2 separate regions of the Homo sapiens genome follow, and region 2 is linked to region 1. A link is a loop called in an ENCODE intact Hi-C map of the cell type or tissue named here. Cell type or tissue: ascending aorta. All regions are shown on one strand.

Region 1 (8,000 bases):
CAAACGGCCACAAAGTTGTTAGAACATACACACTTAAGTGGCTTAGACTTACCTCCTTTCTAAATAGAGCTGGGAGGTATTTATTTGGCCTTGATACTGTGAAAAAAAATTACTGAGACACTGTGGTCGCTGTGAATTGAGAATTTTGGAACCTCTACCCTAGGCCTCTGAGCTGCCCCCACAGTGTCATCAGGGGCCATCTCCAAGGGTCTCTACCTCTACAAGGTGGGGAGGGGCAGATTCCAGAAGGGGATGAGGCAAGGTCTCCCAGCTGTCTCCACCTCCACATCCCCTGGGAACTGACCTGAAGGTCAGCAGAGGTGAAACCTGTTCTTTGGCAGCTTCGCTCAGGAGGAGAGGCCTCAGAGTCACCTCCAACTGAGGACAGGCCCTAAAGCCGGTGAGTGGAGAAGGGGGTCTTTGCAGTTCATCAGGTGAGGATTTTTTTGATTAAAAAAAATCCTTTTTGATAAGGTAGTTTCCATCAGTGGGGAAGGAGGCAGAAGGTCCTTTTAAAGGAACCATGGGAGTCATCGAGGAGGATGGCTCCCATGTGTGCATGTGTGTGTGCACACATGTACAATGTGTGCATGCACGGGAGGGCAGCCAATCACATGGGACCCATGGCTCCACGGGTGAAGGGTGGTGAGTCCTTCCTTAGAGAAGAACAGAAACAGTCCCTGGCATTGGGCAGGGTCACCAGTGAGTGTACCAGGAGCTTCCCTTCAGGAAAAAGTGGGGGCCACTCTCAACACGGGTCTTTGAGGCCAGATGTGGGCATCTGGATCATGAGGCGTGGCCACATTGGTGAAGAAACAGATGGGGACACAGAGGCTTCAATCATGGAGGCCTTGGCAATGAGGTCATCACTGCAGCTGTCACTGTGAATGCTGCTTGGGGTGATACCCAACAAATAGAAATTAGGCTCAATCTCCATAAAAACAACAACAATGGCAAAGAGGAAGGATGAGACTTCTCCAGCAAGCGTCTGCGGGGAGTGGGGCCACTTTCTCCCCTCCCGCTCCTCTTTCCAGCCAGGTCACATATGGCTCCCATGGACCTCAGCTTTCCAGGGTTCCTCACACCCTGCCTTTCCTAGCCGACTGTTGGAAGAAGCCTACATCTGGCGTCAACCCCTGGGCTTCTCCTGGTGGGGGAGAAGGGGTGTCCGGGTGTAGGTGTCCCTGCAGCAGTAGCAGGGTCCTGCTGCTCCGGATCACACACTAGCAAGTCTGGGAAGGGGCCTGTTATTTGTTGTTTCCCCACAAGCATCTGCTGTCCTTAGAGAGGAGAAGAGACCATTGCAGACCTACTTTAATGTTAAAAGAAGTCACAGAACTCACAGGGGAGAAAAAGAAAACATTTTAACAAAGGGAGAGAGGAATACAAAGGGTTGGGGAAAGCTATGCTTGGATCTCACTATTCTGTCCACTGCACACCTGAGGGCCTGTGGTCCCTGGGGAAGTTCAGCCTTCTGCCTATCCGCATGGCTGGCTACTTGCCAAGGACACCTGGGATTGCTCCAATCCCTTCACTCACGGAGGAAGCCACACCTGCACATGGTGGGCTGCTCCCAGGACCACACTAGATGGAGGAGGAGTGCTCACTGGTAAAGAGAATAGCGGGCAATAGGAACAGACCATGTGTATTTCAGCTTTGCTGACTGATTCCTGGGGAAAGAGAATAACAGATGGTCGAGAGGGAAGATGGGATCAAGCAATGAGAATATGGCAAATACCTGGTCCTGTCCTTGACCTACGGTGAAAGCCACATCCCCAGGGTTTGGGGATCATTTTATTTGTAAGGTCTCCGTGGTCCAGACTGAACCAAACCGTTTCATCAGCCAAATATTAGAAATTTCAACATGAACTCTCGTATTTTTAATCCAACCAGATTTGTGCTTTTGACCTTGTTCTAGATCACAGAGTATTTCACGACAGGGTAGACAGTGGCAGGAAGCCATGGAACATCTGCATCTTGCAGACAGCACCTCGTTTTATAAGAGGGGACCCAGATAGATCAGTGCAGACTGATGTATGAGCTGCCATCTGCAAATAGCACAGTCAAGACCTGATGAGTTCCACTGTGAACTGTTAGGAAGCTGTCTTTATAACAACGGAGACGTGAAAATTATGGTTCCCCGCTAAGGCTACAGCAGCCCACCACTGTGCTGGGTGAGATACTTCATTCATCTAGGCAGGTTTGCACTGGCTTATTACAGGAGGCATAATTGCTTTTGGTACACATTCACAGGAATCAGGAAAAGACATTCTTTATGCTCCTCATTGTCAATGCCCTACTTACCAACTTCATCCCTGATGTTTGCAAGTTCGATTGACAGCTCTTTTTCTTTCACAAGGGCACTTTCATTCTGAAAAAACAAAAACGGATACCGAGAGTCCCCTAGTTTTATGCTAGATAAGCACTTTCACATGATTAATTAATGAATCGTATTAAGCAAATATTTATAAGTCTAGTCCTTAAGGAGATAATTTTCACATTATATAAGCATGTAAAAACTTACAAAGTCAAGTCTGACTCATTCATTTGTATCCCATTCAAATGGCAAAGCTTGCATCATAATATTAATAATACCCGTGGTTGTGTTTTTGTCTAGATTACACTCCTGTATATCATCCTGCATTAATTCTTTGCAAATTTGTGTCCCACCCATTAATCTATTGCCATATATTATTGTACAGTGTTTATTATTATCACTACTATGAGATTTCCGACCATTAAAAAAGTCTGTGCCATATTTCTCTGAGGGCCAAATGCTTGTTTTACCAACTGTTTTTTAAACTTACCCTTTTGTCCATACATGATTAGCTACTTAATCAATAATAAAGATCAGGGCAGAAGGCTTAGCATGAAACATTTCTCTTTGTAATACCACCAACAACAATATTTAAGGTTTCCAAGTTTTTTGTTCCACTGTCAGCATCAATAGATGAAAAAAGGAAATCTCAGGCTTGAAATACCATTTAGTGCAAAAAATGCCCCGTATAACTAAATGACTGCTAAGTTGTTTTCAAATCAAATACATCCTCTGATATAAAGTAGGGAAGTAGTTGAAGATGTGCTGAATTTGTAATCTGCGTTATTGAGTCACTATAAACAGCATATTATGATTTTATTACTCACAATTACCAGAAAAGATGTGCTATATAAATTCTCTTCAAGTTTGAGATACCAAAACTACAGGCCTTCAAAGAAAGTCTCTGTCATTCTGTAGCATGGACTCTCGAAGCAAAGTGATTTCCGGGGAGGGAATTTTGAGTAAAATGTGGACCGAATACCTAGCATGAGTATCATCGGGGCCTTGAGAATGTTCTTTCTTCCTTAACCACCGTTGCCTTTGGTTTCAGCACCTCTGAAGGACGTGTGTGGAATGTGACCAGACAGTTCTCACAATATTGTTTCTGGTGTGCTGTTTTTAGACGCAGGGAACAAGTGTGCTGCTTTGGGTTGGTGGGAGGGTCTCGGGTTATCCAGAGGGCATTTGCTAAGCTGTGTCATAATATTCATCATGCCAAAAATAAAACTCTATTTCATAATACACTGAGAGCTATTTTCATTGTGGGAGTCAAAAATTATTAGCTAATAGTTTCCTTAAGAAAATGCAGCAATAGATCTGTCCCTGAGGGAAATGGACCCTGCTATAGTCTGAAGGTATGTGTCCCCCTAAATCCCCCTAAAATTCATGTTGAAATCCTCACCTCCAAGCTGATGATATTAGGAGGTGGGGCTTCTGGGAAGTGATCAGGTCATGAGGGTGGAGCCCTCAGGAATAAAATTAGAGGGATCCCAGGGAGCTGCCTTGCCCCTTCCTCCGTGTGAGGATACAGCCAGAAGGTACTAATGTTTACGGGAAAGTGGCCCGCACCTGACACTGAAACTGCTGGAGCCTAGATCTTGGGCTTCCCAGACTGCAGAATTGTGAGAAATAAATTTCTGTTATTTATAAACCACCCAGTTTATAACATTTAGTTACAGCATCCCAAAGACACTAAGACAGACCCAACGGACACCTCCCATCTCATTTCTGAAGTTCTCTCCTTCCATCCCAGCCCATAGCATCCTTGTTTTCCCTGAATTTCAGAGTTAACAACTACATCTGAGAGCATGTATTTTATTGCATAATCCTACTCTGTATCTCAATATTCCTACTCTAATGCTACACCCACTGTGCAGGGTTGTCATGAGGATTAAATTAATGTATGTGATGTAGTTAGTGTCCAGCATTTAGCAAGCTCATACAAGTGTAAGTTGTTATTATATTTCTGTTTCCTTTTATTTCATTTGCAACTGGATAACACCCTATATATAATAGGTGCTTTTCCATATTAATTATCTAAATGCATTTAGAATTTGCATATCAGTCTTATACTTTTTTTTTTTTTTTTGAGATAAGATCTCGCTCTGTCACCTAGCCTGGAATGCAGTGGTGTAATCATGGCTCACTGCAACCTCTACCTCCCAGGCTCAATGTATCCTCACACCTCAGCCTCCCAAGTAGCAGGGACTACAGGTGCATGCCACCATGCCCAGCTAATTTTCTGTATTTTTAGTAGAGACGAGGTTTCACCATGTTGCTCAGGATGGTCACAAATTCCTGGGCCTAAGCAATCTGTCCAATCTGTGGCTGCCACAGTACTGGGATTACAGGTGTGAGCCACCGTGCCTGGCCTTATGCTCTGTTTTTGTAAGCACCTTCCTGGTCTGCCCTGATTTTGCTTAATTTTTGACGTGGTTCAGAGATTGGAGAAGCCAGAACAGGGAACATGTTCTAATCAGACCGATCACAGGGATTACATACTCATTCTAACAGCAGTATAATATGACCAGATGACAATCAATGTGTTCCTGTAGGTTAAGCAAATTTGGTATTTTGGAGAGCACTAATTTTGGTACTGACCCTGAAATAATCTTAACCTAGTGGAAAAACCAACTTGCTTTTACTGTCAAGAATAGTTCTGAATACTCATATTCTCTAATTCCTAAACACGTTCCTAAATAATTATCTAAACACAGCCAGAGAATTGAAATAGTATGCTTATCAGTCCAGAAATAGCATTATACAGTGTTCACTCTCAGAGTAATGAGAGTTGCAAAGACTTAGACTGGGCCAGGCAGTGAACAATCAGAAAATAACAAAAACAACAAATCAACTCTAATTTCTAACTGAAAGCCAACATCTCCCCCAGCTCCCTGTCATGGCCCCTGCTGGACGTTATCAGAGTCATGCCCTAGGGATCTCTCACATCATAACAAATCAGTCCACACTCCCAGCCACAGAAGAATCAGGCCTGTGGGGAAGGAGTGGCTGGAAGGCCCTATGAGAGGGACAGGCCTCTTCGGTATGGCGCTGACTATGAGGGAGACTGCTGATGAAGACCTTCAGACTTGTATCACTTTGGTGAAAACCTAATGCTGATGTTTTGTGGTCAGGCCTTCCCTGTCCATCTGTTGCTTTAGGAGAAACACAAATAAGATTGATGGAAACCAAGTGAGAATGTAAAAAAAAAAAAAAAGCAAGAAAAGAAAGGAAGGAAGGGGATGGGGAGAGAGAGAGGCAAGGAAGTGGAAAGGAGATAGAAGTGAGATTAGAGACCTTGTACCATCTCCATTTGGGGAAGCAGAGGCTATTAAAACAGATCACGAAGACCCAATGAAAATGACCCCATCCACCCTTTTGCAAGTTCAGGCTCTAAAACCAGCCAGTTCCAAACTATAGTCATTAGATGGCTTTTCAAGGAAGGGTTGGCTGCCAAAATAAGCAACAAACCTGATGACTCAAATGTCAAGGAAAATAACTTAACTCTGGCAAGTTCTGGCTAAGTATTATTTACTAATTACTACAGGTGATTCATGCTGTCCACCACCAAACACTCTCTGTAGTCCAGGCACAATGTTAGGTAAGCCCTTTATGTCATTTACTCCTCCAGACACTGTCCAGAGCATCCCGGGTCTTATTTCCCTTTATGGAGGAGGAAACTGGGACTCTATGGTGAAGTGGCTGGCCCCTGCACAACCCACCAGGAAATGGCAAAGGCAGGAGTTTCCACCCATCGTCCACACTCTTCATCAAACACGAGCACACCAAGATTTCCCCTCCTAGCCATGCTTAGATAGATGCAACAACAAGATCCAAATTGCACTGAGCCTCGGCCTGGATCTGAGCACTTATTACCATGAAGCTTTTCATGTCTGACTGGGAGAGAGGCAGGGTCCGCTCCTGACTACTCTGTCTCAATGAAAGAATGCCCTGGCTGCATTCACATCCCACTCCACAGCCTGAACTGCCTGTCTGTGTCCTGGGTGTTGTTTTGTGAGTTGCACATTAGTCTGTTTCCAGCGTCTGGACCCATTTCAGCATCGCTTACTTGGGCTATAACTTCTGAGAGAGTAGTTGTTTAGTTTTCCCCACCAGCTTCTAGAAGGATGCTGTCTGATGACCTCTGAATATGTTGCTGCTGAAGATGCTGGCACAGCTCTGCTCTGGCTCGCTGAGGCCAGCCTGCGCAGTTTGGCGACAGCCCTTCCTCCATAAGTGCTTGTTTTTGAAATGATATCAACTCTTCTAATTTATGAATCCTCTGCATAAAGTAAGTTACTTTTTGCTTCCTGCAAGCCAAACCAGAATGACGTAGTACCACCCTGCAATGAAATGAGTCAATAGCTGTGACTGCAGGAACACTGTTCCTTAGGCAAGAGTGAACTTAAAGGAATCTTCCATTTACTGCTCTTTGCCTCAAAAAGTTATTCCTCCATCCATCAAGGTTCAACAGAATCCAGTGTGATCTTGCAAGGCCCTTAGGTTCTGTTGAACACCCGGGACTCCCTTGGAAAGGATCTCAAGTCATTACTCCCCTCCATTCCCCAAACTATGCCTGGTCTGGGTGATGACACTGTGGGTTGACTGAAATATGATCAAGGCCTCCTCTAAGGGCCCAGGGTTAGATCAGTGCCTCTCTAAATGGGGGATGAGTGGAAAATTCCTAATGAGTGCCAAGTACATGAGCTCCTGTTTTCACTCAAGAGGGCTAAAAATAGAACTCAGTGTTAATCATCCAAACTGTCCTGGTGATATAGTCCAGAAATTGCAAAGCCTAACGAGGCCACTCCTCTAAAATTCTGTTTATTCTATGACAGGCTTCACTGGAAACTGACACTTTAAGAACATTTATCTAAGCCCCAAAACAGCAGCTGTTTCTTCTTAGCTACCTCTTTCATTTGTTCATGTACCGCTCTCCTTTGCACGCTGAGTTCTCCATTCATTCTGGTGTGGTCTATCTCTTATTCACAGATGGAATGCAAGACAAGCTACTCCTATGAAACATCCAACTCACTCCCTGTACATCTTGCCTTAAACATACCCCTGCAAGTCTGCTACAGTGAAGCCTACACTTCTTTTTAGACATGGCTCCCAATCTAAGACTTTTTGCAAACTCGCGGGGATATTGCCTTTCACTTTTCCTTGCTAGAGCAGCCTTGCAAAGCAGACAACCCACTAATCATCCCATTAACCTCAAGCAATCAGATGTGTGGCCAAAGCCCAGGCAAGCCTGCCATACTCTGTTATTTTAACATGTGTGGTCAATGGGCGTTATCTCTTCTGATGGTTGATGCTACCCCGTGAAGCTGGTGGTAATGGGAAGTGAAAACGCCTGTCCTTGTTAGCATCATCCGTGTGATTCTCTGCTTGGGCATCAGCCACCTGTGCCACTCCTCAAATTAGAAACCAACAGAACAGCTATTTACTACTAAAACTGAACGCTGGGTAAATCTGAGGTGCTTTCACCCCAGTTCATCCAGAAATAGGAAATGTATACCAAATAACACATACTCACTGAGTGCCTACTATGTGCCTGGCAGACATTTCTGCTCTCAAGAAGCTTGACGTCCAGAGAGTCAGTAAATGGATGAACAATTACAGAACACTGTGATCTAACCCAGCAGGGCAAGGCTGTCTTGGAGATTTAAACTGAGAGCAGCAG
Region 2 (8,000 bases), 300 kb after region 1:
CAAATGACCATAAAAAATGGATTCTTGAGCTGGCCACAGTGGCTCATTCCTGTAATCCAAGCAAACTGGAAGGCTGAGGTGGGAGAATCACTTGAGCTGAGGACTTCAAGGATGCAGTGAGCCACGACTGCACCACTGCACACTAGCCTAAGAGACAGAGCAACACCCCCAACTCAAAAAAAAAAAAAAATTATTCCCCAGTCAGACCTCCAGATGAGCATGCAGCCAGCCAACACCTTGACTGCAGCTTTCTGAGACCCTGAACAGAGAAACCATCTAAGTCACGCTCAGACTCCTGACCCACAGAAACAGAAAATGTGGGTTGTTTTAAGCTACTGAGTTTCTGTAATTTGCTACACAGCAATGGAAAACTAATAGTTATTTATTTGGCAGTTTCACAGCCACATCTGTTTACTTTTATGTCCCTCTTTCTGGATTGTCAGCTAGTTTAAAGGGAGGGACTGCGTCTTCATTTACTTTTGTTCCCTACTCACCCTGCTGTTTAGCACAACTGTCTGACACACAGATGGTCAGTGTGTACTGAATAGAGTCCAGCAAATGAATGAATAAATGAATAAATAAATATGGCACTATGGCACTTCTGCATTCCAATAAATGTGTTAAGCACCATGACACATTGCTTTTCCCTCTAATATCTCTTGGTTAATCAACATGCTGAGAAAATGAAAACTATTTCCTTTTCTAAGAAAGTCACTTATCTTCATTAAAATGGAACTGCTGTCCTATTTTCTGGTCATACCATTTGATTAACTCCTTCTGGAATATTTCATAGAATTCTCTATGGTTTTTACCAGCCTACATAATTTTGTGTCATCAGTTACTTCAATGAGCTAGCTACTTTTCTCCAACTAAATATTTCATATACTAGGCACCAATTCCTGAGGCACCCCATCAACTCCATTCTATGAGGAAATCTGCACAAATATCCTTTCTCTGAACCAATTAAAATCTAAATGAGAACTTGATTTCTCATTCTGTCATTAGCAATAATAATCATATTCATACTTTTGGATGATCAAAGTACTTTACACCAATTATTTTGCTTGTAAGTAGACATGCTATATAACCCCCATTTTTTAGATAAGAAAATTGAGGCAGAAAAATGCTTTTGGAGCAAGGTTTTTATTTGTTCTGTGAACAATGTATTAAGCACTGAACATATATGGAGCACCAAATTTAGAAAAAATGAAAGGAAAACAGATCTGTCTTGTCTGCCTTATGAAATTGAAAGACTCCTACAGTTTTATCTGTGTTTTTTCCATTTTATTTTTTTCTACTAGTATTTCCACATAAGAAAGCTAGGCTTAAGCCTTCCCTACCTGACACCTAGTAAAATACAATAGGCTTCTGTGTGCTTTGGGCTCATCCCGACCCTGTTTATCCAGCACAGGACTTAGAGAATGCCTTGCTAAGCTCGATTTATTGCTGCTGAGCATCCTACAGTGAATTCCTGGCGCCCACTGTTCAATATACAAACATGTTGGCTTTGTTAAAGACCCTGGTAGATACTTCATTCACCTTCCTTCCCAATCCAATCTTCTCTGGTTTTTGTTTGTTATTTCATAACCAGAAATTCTCTACACAAAGTAACTAGCTTATTGCTCACTTAAGCAAAACTTCACTTTTGTACATGCTGCCTTGCTTTATGTACATGTTGCCCCTTCAAGTCAACATGCCCTCTTGGCTTATGTTTGACAACTCAACTGCCCTACCCTTTTTCAAAAACAAGAACAATATTCACCTGATGACTAACTCTATCCAGCTCTACCTGGGCCTTCAGGCTTTGGCTCCCATAAGCCTGAACTTCTTTTTTTGTTTTTGTTTTTGTTTTGAGACAGTCTCACTCTGTTGCCCAGGCTGGAGTACAGTGGCACGATCTTGGCTCACTGCGACCTCTGCATCCCAGGTTCAAGCGATTCTCCTGCCTCAGCCTCCTGAGTAGCTGGGATTACAGACACCGGCTACCACGCCCAGCTAATTTTTGTATTTTTTTAGTAGAGACGGGGGTTCACCATGTTGGCCAGGTTGGTCTCAAACTCCTGACCTCAGGTGATCCACCCGCCTCAGCCTTCCAAAGTTCTGGGATTATAGGCGTGAGCCACCACGCCCAGTCTCATGAACTTCTTTAATTTGCTTGCATTCCTATCAATGGTTCTGGACCAGGAGCATCAGCATTACCCAGGAATTTATTAGAAACACAAATTATTGGGCTTCAACTCCAAATATACTGAATCAGACATATTAAAGGTGGGCCCCTCAAATTGTTTTAACAAACCCATCATGTAATTCTAATGCACTTTAACATGTAACAACCCCCAATTTATCGGTGTATGTAAATATATAAGTTAAAATATATATACACATATAATTACCTAAATAATAATACTTAAAAAAATTAGATCCCCATAGCACTTTGGGAGGCCGAGGCGGGCGGATCATGAGGTCAGGAGATCGAGACCATCCTGGCTAACACAGTGAAACCCCGTATCTACTAAAAATACAAAAAAATTAGCTGGGTGTGGTGGTGGGTGCCTGTAGTCCCAGCTACTCGGGAGGCTGAGGCAGTAGAATGGTGTGAACCTGGGAGGTGGAGCTTGAAGTGAGCCGAGATCACACCACTGCACTCCAGCCTGGGCAACAGCGTGAGAGTCCATCTCAAAAAAAAAAAAAAAATTAGATCCCCATTTAGACTTCAAGCTGTTTTGGATAACAGGAAATGTGATAAAATTTAACTATTATTGTTTTTCTAAACCACCTTAGCACATAGAACAGTGTTTTGCACAAATTTTATGCTCATTACACATATTTGGCTAATGCCACATTTCTTTATCCCATCTTGACTCATTAACGTTTATTTAAGCACCTTTGACCAAAGGAGCACAAAGAAAATAAAGTAAACATAGCACATTATCCTTATTAAGTATGTATTTGCAGCTCTGATTAAGGTTAGGAAGACTAAATTAGTTCTGCACCCAAAGCTTGTCGTCATGGGGCTCCATGAGGTTAGACTTCTATGACCCATCTCCTGGGGCTCCTATGTGCTTCTGTAACCACAAGGCTGCAATCAAACTGAATTATCTGCACCTCTCCAACAGCATCTCTAGGCTGTAACTTCTGCCCGAAAACGTCCTCTACTCACTATCTGCCTGGATATTTCCAATGTATCTGTTAAGGCTTACCTTCAGGAAGCTTCTTGACCCCCAATATTGTAAGACACTCCTCTCTTGTGCTCCTGGGCAACCCTCTATTTACCCTGATCGTGGCACTTACCACACTGCATTCTGAAATAATTTCCACCTGTCTGTCTGCTCCACTGCACTGTAAGGTCCGGGTTCTCACTGCTGTATTCCAGTGCTTATCATACAATTGGTGCTCAACATTTGTGGACTGGGAAAAATATAAGTGGGTAAAGTTTGGTATTAATGTAATTAAGTTTTCTATCTTTCAATTTCCTCAAATAACCAAACATTAATATATTTTATGCTAATGACAAATTTAGTTCAGAATAAGAATGTAAATTTGTCTCTGATGGTGGAAGGGGTCAGGGGACCCCTAAGGCTATTTCTTTACCCCTCCTAATATCTAGTGCACATCGACACCGATTTTTGTCAGCAGGTACACCAGTAATCTAGAAATAGAATGCCAGGCATGGGATGAGCATGAGCATATACTTTGCTGTGTTTTCAAGTATCACCTGCAGACACACAGTCATTTGCATATGCCTACTTCCCATGAGGGAAGCCTTCTTGAATGTCCACCAGATGAGCTCCCTGAAAATACGGCTAATGACTAGTCACCAAACTCAACAGAGGAAGAGGTGATTTTCTAGTGATTGGTGTTTCCTAATCACCTACCAGAGAACTGGGGCAGGCAGAGGTGAAAAAAACAAACGAATGAACAAATACCTTTGGGTGATCATCTTCCAGGCCAGTAAGCCCTCATACCATCACTTAGAATGAGGAACAATTTGTTCAGAACACCACCAAACACTAGCAACTTGGTTTCCTACAACAGGAAGACATTCCAGAAATAACTGCGGCATTTAGCACTGATTTCTGTTCTCCTTCACTACGCTGGCATGCTGTCTGACAGGACGTGAGACTGCAGAGAAGCCAACCTCACAGCAAAGTCATGCTTGCATTGGCCACAACTGTTTGTAAGCAGTGCCAGAAAATACTGTGTTGCTTAGCCCTGAGATTCTTCAGGAGCAGGTCACCCCTGTGAGAAGATCACCTTCCCATCCTGTGGGTATCCACCTCTTCATGGCTTATTCCTAAAAGTCTGAAGACTCTAAATTTAAACGTTTTTCTTCATTTATTCCTAAATGAAGATATTCTCCTCATTTAAGAAACTGCTTATTTTGACAAAATCAGGAGAGATTTTATGCATTATATTCATAAATAAATCTCTCTATGTTGATGAAGAAAAGTTAAAAATTTTAAATGACATCTGTAGCAGCCCTCAGCGCAGTTTCTCATCCGTGAAAACTCAGAGAAAGAAGAAAATTCTCAACGCTGACAACCACGACTGAAGACAACCTCGTGTTTCGATTAAAGGTTTGCAAAAACGTTGCTGACTACAGGGCAGGTGATGATTAATAGAGGAAAACCAATCCTGGAAACACTGGCTGATGGAGAGAGCGCCAGAGGAAGGGGAGGATAGTTATTCCTCTTTGCCCATGTGCCTGCTGTCTCAGAGACCCAGAATCTTCACCAACCATAAGTCTAAGAGCACGAGAATGAGGAATCATGGCACAAAAGGATGAGTGGTAAGTGTTAAAACCAGTTAAAACAAATATGACTCTAAATAATCATTGTATATTTTTGCAAAACAGTGCCATTTCCTTATAATATAAGACAATGCAATAATTACCTAGATCTGAAATCACAAAGACCAAACCGTAGAGTGAAGATAACGAGATAGTAAAAGGGTACAAAATTCTTTGTCTCAAATTGGACTAAGTAAAGTGAACAAAGTCCATCAACAGACATTAAATTTAGTATTATATTAGATATTAGAATTTAGCATCATAATAAACATCTCAAATGGGGGGAAATGAATAGTTTTACATACTGTTTTAGAACCACTACCAAACTATTTATTATAAGTTAAAATGAAAGTCTTGCCTAACTGTGGCCCTAAGTTAATTTTAGATAGCTTAAAGATTTAAATATAAAGATGTGAAGCACTAGAGGAAAACAGAAATGCATAGTGTAAAGAAGAGCTTTCTGAGCATTATCCCAGTGCAAAATCCAAGAAAGAAAAAATACAAATATGTAATCATCAGCTTGAGTTAACCATTTTGTGCTTGTGCTTTCTCACTGTAAGATGGGGTATAATAAAAGAACCTCTCATTAGGGTTGTCTGTGTGTCAGCACATATGTGAATACAGCTTACATGCATAAGTGCCTGAGATAATACATGCAAAGTACCTAGCATAAGGCTGGGAACGTGGAAAACACTCAATGCATGTTAGTAAAGAAAAAAAAAAAAAAGACAGGAGGAAACTGAACTTAACATATTAACATAAACAGGTACTTACTCCATATCACTGGGGGCAAAGGGGAGAAACCAGCTTCCAAAGCAGATGGGAGATGTGCTTTGTCTTAAAAAATTAAAATGACTCAGAAATTTACTATAATAATACCTTATTAAATAACTGATAATTTTTCACTCAACTTATTCTAAAATATTATTCATATGGTGGTGGCTCATTTTCAGCAAAACTGCCTATGCAGTGGCATTTTAAAATGGCTTTATGTTGACTTTGGATGAGTTATTTTTTAAAAAAAAAGCTTTAAGAAAAAATTTATTTATCATAAATTTTACCCATATAAAAAACACAATTCAATGGTTTTTATTATGTTTACAGAGTTGTACAACCATCGCTATAGTTTAGAACATTTTTGTCATCTCCAAAAGAAACCCTGCACTCATTAGTCATCCCACTCTAGTCATCCATCTATTAATTTTTAATATAGTCTTTCCAGTAATGTACTTGAGTTATAAAGTTTATATTTATATAACTCAAATATAAATATTAAAAATATATAAATATAATTTATATACATATCTTTTATTTATATAAATAATGTATAATATTTATATTATATATTTGGTATTATAAAAGCATATGAGGATTCTGAGAAGATGGCAAAGTAGGAAGTACAGGAAATCTGCCTCCCCACCCAGACAACAATTACATTGGCAGAATCTGTCTGATGTAACTGTTTTGGAACTCTGGAGTCTATTGAAGGCTTACAACTTCCTGGGGAGGGTGAGGATAGCAAATTGTAGTTAATTTTGGTCAATTTCCCCTCTTAGCACCTCCAAGGAGCAGCTACCCATCCCCCAGTCCCCAGTCCCACAGCAGGCAGCTGTGTGCATTCCTAGAGCAATCTGAACACAACTTGCAGGAGCTGGAGTGAGTAAAAGGACTCTGTCTTCCAAATGTCAAGGATCTGTGCTCCACTCCTGTTACTTCTTCTTATCACAGAGGTACAGAAAAAGAGGCACCGATGTTCCACCTCCTCCCTATGTTGTTCCCCCTCCTGCTCATCCTGAAGTAACTTCCACAGGATTGAAAGGCCAATGCCTTTTTCTTTCAACCTCTTTCATTTTTTTCTCTTTTGGGAGGTAGACATCAAAGATTAGGACATTCAACTGCAACCATATATATGGGGTAGATTAGAAATTCGGAGCACATGTTCAAGAGAACATCTCTACTAAAGATACAAAAAAAAAAAAAAAATTAACCAGGCACGGTGGTGTGCACCTGTAATCCCAGCTACCTGGGAGGCTGAGACAGGAGAATCGCTTGAACCTGGGAGGCAGAGGTTGCAGTGAGCCAAGATCACGCCACTGTACTCCAGCCTGGGCGACAGGGTGAGACTTGTCTCAAAAAAAAGAAGAAAGAAGAAAGAAGGAAGAAGGAGGGGAAGGAGAAAGAAGAAAGAAGAAGAAAGAACAAAGAAGAAAGAAGAAAGAAGAAGAAGACTGAAGAAAAGTAAACAGAGCTCTAAGGGACTTGTGGGACACCATCAGGTCAACCAGCAATACACTGCGGTAGTCCCAGAGGAAGAGGGAAAAAGGTAGAGAGAATATATGAAGAAATAATGGCCAAAAATCCCCATTTGGTGAAAAACATGAATATAAACATCCAAGAAGCAGGGAGATAGGATGAGCACGGAAGCAGGATGAACTCAAAGAGGCCCACACCAAGAAACAGTATAATCAAACTGTTAAAAGACAGAGATAATTTTGAAAGCAGTAAGACATAAATGGTTACATACTAGGGATCCTCAATAAGATTATCAGCAGATTTCACATCAGAAACATTGGAGGCCAGAAGGCAGTGGGTTGATATAGTCAATGTGATAAAAGAAAAAAAACTGTCAACCAAGAGTTCTTATAAGGATGCAGCAGAAAAAAACAAAATGTTTTTCCTCTGCTTAACCACTCACAGTCTACACAACACAGAATATTTCATCTCTGACTACCAAATTGTGGGGAGATTTCTCTCTACCAGCAACCAATCAATTCTTCAGCAGACACTAAATGGGTATCCTTCAATTCCATTCTGATACTGTCTACCTGGAAATAGCATCACATCCCACAGGCTGAGGCTTACTTAGTCCCATAAGACTGGTTCCCATATCAGATGCCAGTTGCCAAGTACTAGGTTGTCACATATACTTCTGACTGAGGGTTCATGATATCCTCCTTGGGTTTTGATTAATTTGCTAGATTAATTAACAAATTAGAGTGGCTCACAAAACTCAGTACAAAAAATACATATGAATAGCCAGATGGAAGAGATGTATAGGGTGAGGTAAGGGAGAAGGGGTACAGAACTTCCATGTCCTCTTTGGGCCAGCCAACCTCTAGGCATCTCCATGTGTTCAGCTATCCAGAAACTCCCTGAGACCAGTCCTTTTGGACTTTTATGGAGATTTCATTATACAAACATGACTGATTTA

What was found. Hi-C counts contacts between places; a loop is a spot of excess contacts. Peaks named below come from ENCODE experiments on the same cell type or tissue, not always from the same donor. Only the 100,000 strongest peaks of a DNase experiment are listed, where the experiment ranks them.
Region 2: a loop joins it to region 1, with 2.6 times the contacts of the local background. A loop is called at or near these places in 2 of 110 quality-filtered maps.

The regions. Positions count from the first base shown.
Region 1 is chr13:29,434,354-29,442,353 of GRCh38, reverse strand. It overlaps MTUS2 (microtubule associated scaffold protein 2), which reads right to left. Exons shown (of 16, transcript NM_001033602.4): 9 at 2,305-2,371. Among named protein-coding and RNA genes, the nearest start is that of MTUS2-AS1, 49 kb to the left of the region's middle. RefSeq lists a silencer at 7,675-7,774. In ascending aorta, no CTCF peak of the experiment used is centred here; DNase peaks (open chromatin) are centred at 3,433, 5,884, 6,589 and 6,953; H3K4me3 peaks cover 976 bases; H3K27ac peaks cover 5,365 bases.
Region 2 is chr13:29,136,556-29,144,555 of GRCh38, reverse strand. All of the region lies in intron 5 of MTUS2 (microtubule associated scaffold protein 2), which reads right to left. It overlaps LOC124903144 (a long non-coding RNA gene), which reads left to right and starts at 4,218. Exons shown (of 2, transcript XR_007063739.1): 1 at 4,218-4,789. In ascending aorta, no CTCF peak of the experiment used is centred here; a DNase peak (open chromatin) is centred at 4,115; H3K4me3 peaks cover 2,616 bases; H3K27ac peaks cover 3,767 bases.